Linked DNA regions of Homo sapiens: region 2 is linked to region 1. Evidence: read pairs that join two places in POLR2A ChIA-PET (ENCODE). Cell type or tissue: A673. All regions are shown on one strand.

What was found. Peaks named below come from ENCODE experiments on the same cell type or tissue, not always from the same donor. Only the 100,000 strongest peaks of a DNase experiment are listed, where the experiment ranks them.
Region 2: POLR2A ChIA-PET joins it to region 1 with 13 read pairs; 2 of 35 experiments call an interaction of 5 or more read pairs at or near these places.

Annotation. Positions count from the first base shown.
Region 1 is chr12:46,394,050-46,396,549 of GRCh38, reverse strand. The region is part of intron 2 of SLC38A4-AS1 (SLC38A4 antisense RNA 1); the gene reads right to left. Among named protein-coding and RNA genes, the nearest start is that of SLC38A4-AS1, 12 kb to the right of the region's middle. RefSeq lists an enhancer at 774-1,275. In A673, no CTCF peak of the experiment used is centred here; a DNase peak (open chromatin) is centred at 1,029; H3K4me3 peaks cover 546 bases.
Region 2 is chr12:46,975,666-46,978,165 of GRCh38, reverse strand. No RefSeq gene overlaps it. Among named protein-coding and RNA genes, the nearest start is that of PCED1B, 100 kb to the left of the region's middle. In A673, no CTCF peak of the experiment used is centred here; no DNase peak of the experiment used is centred here.

The sequences.
Region 1 (2,500 bases):
GTGGATCACCTGAGATCGGGAGTTCAAGACCCACCTGACCAACATGGAGAAACCCCGTCTCTACTAAAAATACAAAATTAGCCGGGCATGGTGGCGCCTGCCTGTAATCCCAGCTACTCAGGAGGCTGAGGCAGGAGAATCGCTTGAACCCAGGAGGCGGAGGTTGCAGTGAGCTGAGATCATGCCATTGCACACCAGCCTGGGCAACAAGAGCGAAATACCATCTCAAAAAAGAAAAAAAAAAAAGAAATTTCCCAATATATTAATGTCAGCATCTTCAGTGATTTTCCTGTTTATATATTTCTTCTATTCTAAACTTTTAATAATATACATATAAATCACAATAATCAAAGAGAAAAATGGAAAGTAATAATTTTATATACCTTAAACTGCTTATTCCTAGTTTCTATTTTGTGAGAGGAAAACTATTTCCTAGCCCCTTGTCCTCCTTACAGCCCAGCAATGTCATTCCTCCCCACAGCACTCAAGTACCTAAAAACTCATTCTACTGGAAATTATTGAAGGATCTGGCTTTTTCAATATGACTAGATCTAAGGAAGGTCCCAAAACTTTGGGTGAAATTAGAAGCACTGAGAAACAAACATGAAGCTGAGGACACTGTTTTCTTTATATTTCTCTACCTCTCACAGTGATGGGGACACAACCATTTTGTTAAAATGCCTGTTAGGATGGAGAGTGCCAATTTCCACTTACAAATACATATTTTGCGTATGGGATAACAAAATGTTCATAGGCTACTGAGACTATGTGTACATTAGAGTTCTGATGGGAAATCGGCCTATAATCCCATATCCTTAATGCAGTGGACTTAGCTGCTTCAGGAATACTTCCAAGACTGCAGCTAGGGTTTTTAAACCTCAGTCGGCTTTGCTGGCATGTGTGCTATTTCTTTCCCTCCTTCCCCAAATTTGCAAGCTCGTTTCTTCTTAAATTCTGCATTAGATGATGCATGAATGCGTTTTATTTCCTCAATGGAAATGTAGATGCTGCACAGCTGTTAAGACTTTAAATCACCAGGTGGTACTTGGAAGCAGGAACTAAAATGGTGTTGCCAGGGTAACCACACATTCTTCCAGCTATGGGAAGAGCTGCCATGTTTTCTATGCTCTAGGGAATATATGTTATTTTAAAAATTGGCTTAGTGCATATGACTATTTACTATTTAAAAAGAATACCCATTTCTTCACAAACCAGTGAAATGCTTTTTGATTACTCATATGCCTGAAAAAAACATAATATTTTATCTTTTCAGGGCATCAGTCCTCATCTTTCTTTGCCAATAGAATTTTAAAGATCCAGTAATAACTAATATTTTATGCTACCCATAATATACTAGTACATCTCATTTTACACCTTACATAGATTCACTTCAAATATGCAATCAGAGCTTACCATTTAAAGAAGTACCATTGTGAATTCTGTAAGGAAATGCATTTACAGAATGTATTTATCGGTTATGAAAATCCTTACTGCCATTCATAGTAAAATCTGAGAGGTAGAGGTGAATCGTCTGAGATTCCCAAAGTTCCACTGGAGTTGACAAACCTTTAGGGTGGTTTGAGACCATACAGACAAGAAAGCAGCAGTCCCACAACACCCAAAACAAAGCAAAAAGAAGTCAATGACACAAATATTCTTATATCTATCCTTCCTTCCTCCCTTCTTCCTTACTTCCCTCCTTCCTTCCTTCTCTCCTTGCTATCATCCTTTCTCCCTTCCTTCCATCCTTTCTTCCTTCTTTTAACATCTATTTACTGAGCTCTTACTTGGCACTAGGAACCGTGGCAGGTACTGGGAGACTTTCTGTAGGGACTAGATCCAGCAGTAGAGGTGCAGATGATACAATAGGCTCATCTTCAACTGTACTAGATTTTGTTAAATTGTTTTCCAAAGTGGTGATGTCAGTGAAATTCTCCCATGAGCAGTGCATAAAATTTATTTGCTCTACATCCTCACCAATACTTGATCTCTGGGGAATGTAAAATCCTACTTTCTGGTGGTTTTAATTTTGTGTTTCCCTGATCACTATGTTTATGGTTATTGGCCATTCAGGTTTTCTTTTCTGTCCACTGCCTGTTTATATCCTTTACCCATTTTTCTATTGGGTTGTCTTTTCCTCATTGATTTATAGGGGTTCTTTATACACAGTGTGTATAAAATTTTTTATATGTTTAAATCTCTTTCTCACTTTTCACTTCTTTAGGTATTGTTTAACATCAGAAATTTCTAATTTTAACACAGTCAAGTTTATCCATCTTTTTCTTTAATGTTTATGTTTTTGTACATTGTTTAAGAAATTCTTAGGTATTCAAAGGTGATACAAGATTTCCTTTCAGATGTTTAAAAATTATACTTTTCACATTTAGGTCTTCAACCTACCTGTGATTAATTTTTGTACAAGGCATGATATAGGGATATAATTTTACTTTTTCCCATATGGATAACTAGTTGTACCAGAATCCATTACTGAATCATCAAA
Region 2 (2,500 bases), 580 kb before region 1:
AGCTTCATGGTGGTTCTGGTTTCCCAAAGGCTTAGTCCTGCCAAAAATTGCATGCCAAGGAACTTCACTAAAAAATGTGTTCAACATGTCACTCTGAAACATCTGCATTAATATCATTTTATTGGTTTGGGGCTTTCCATGAGACTTTCCCCCAGACAACAAACAGCCTTATAGATCTATGACTAAACTGGCTCACAGAGTGGTTCCTTCTAGAACAAAAGGAAGATCTACCTCCAGGAAAATTCCAGCTCTTATCCTAGACTCAGAAAATACTGATCACTCTGAAAGGATAGATCCCAATTCCAGCAGGAACTCTTTTCTATTGGGAGAAACTCTCACAACCTTCTATGTGCTACACAAAATCTTTTTTTTCCCTCTGTCCTGGTTCTTGCTTTAGTCCTCAGCTATCAAGGTTGGAGCTCATTCCGCTAGATAGAAAGACATAAATTAAAGGTCACACATTAAGAAGTCTTGCGCTAATGCTTTAGTGTTTATATGTGTATACGTCCTTATTTACCTGGTTTTTGTTTGTTTTTTTTTTTTTTTTTTTTTTTAAAAAAAGCACTTTCAGGGCATTATATAATGGTAAAGGGATCAATGCAACAAGAAGAGCTAACTATCCTAAATATATATGCACCCAATACAGGAGCACCTAGTTTCATAAAACAAGTTCTTAGAGGCCTACAAAGAGACTTATACTCCCACACAGTTGTAATGTAATGGGGGACTTTAACACCCCACTGTCAATATTAGATCAATGAACAGATCAATTAATTAATGAAGAAAAATTAACAAGGATATTCAGGACTCAAACTCAGCTCTGGACCAAGTGGACCTAATAGACATCTACAGAACTCTCCACCCCAAATCAACACAATATACATTTTTCTTAGTGCCACATAGCACTTTATAAAATTGACCACATAATTGGAAGTAAAACACTCCTTAGCAAATGCAAAAGAATGGAAATCATAACAGTCTCTCAGACCACAGTGCAATCAAATTAGAACTCAGGATTAAGAAACTCAGTCAAAACTGCACAACTACATGGAAATTGAAACAACTTGCTCCTGAATGACTACTGGGTAAATAACAAAATTAAGACAGAAATAAAGAAGTTTTCTGAAACTAATGAGAACAAAGAGACAATGTACCAGAATCTCTGGGACACAGCTAAACCAGTGTTAAGGGGGAAATATATAGCACTAAATGCCCACATCAGAAAGCTGGAAAGAACTGAAATTGACACCGTAACATCACAATTAAAAGAACTAGAGAAGCAAGAGCAAACAAATTCAAAAGCTAGCAGAGTACAAGAAATAACTAAGATCAGAGCAGAACTGAAGGAGATAGAGACACAAAAACCCTTCTAAAAAATCAATGAATCCAGGAGCTGGGGATTTGAAAAGATTAACAAAATAGTTAGACTGCTAGCTAGACTAATAAAGAAGAAAAGAGAGAAGAATCAAATATACACAATAAAAAATGATAAAGGGGATATCACCACTGATGCCACAGAAATACAAACTACCATCAGAGAATACTATAAACACCTATGTGCAAATAAACTAGAAAATCTAGAGGAAATAGATAAATTCCTGGACACACACAACCTCCAAAGACTAAATCAGGAAGAAGTTGAATCTTTGAATAGATCAGTAACAAGTTCTGAAATTGAGGCAGTAATTAATAGCCTACCACCTCCACCACCACCACCAACAACAACAAAAAAGCCCAGTACCAGACGGATTCATAGCCAAATTCTACCAGAGGTACTAAGAGGAGCTTGTACCATTCCTTCTGAAACTATTCCAAACAATAGAAAAAGAGAGATTCCTCCCTAACTCATTTTATGAGGCCAGCGTCATCCTGATACCAAAACCTGGCAGAGATGCAACAAAAAAAGAAAATTTCAGGCCAATATCCCTGATGAACATTGATGTGAAAATCCTCAGTAAAATACTGGCAAACTGAATCGAGCAGCACATCAAAAAGCTTATCCACCACGATCAAGTCGGCTTCATCCCTGAGATGCAAGGCTGGTTCAACATATGCTAATCAGTAAACATAATGCATCACATAAACAGAACCAATGACAAAAACCACAAGATTATCTCATAGATGCAGAAAAGGCCTTTGATGAAATTCAACATCCCTTCATGCTAAAAACTCTCAATAAACTAAGTATCGATGGAACGTATCTCAAAATAATAAGAGCTATTTATGACAAACCCACAGCCTATATCATACTGAATGGGCAAAAGCTGGAAGCATTCCCTTTGAAAACCAGCAGAAGACAAGGATGCCCTCTCTCACCACTCTTATTCAACATAATATTGGAAGTTCTGGCCAGGGCAATCAGGCAAGAGAAAGAAATAAAGCGTATTCAAACAGGAAGACAGGAAGTCAAATTGTCTCTCTTTGCAGATGACATGATAGTATATTTAGAAAACCCTATTGTCTCAGCCCCAAAACTCCTTAAGCTGATAAGCAACTTTAG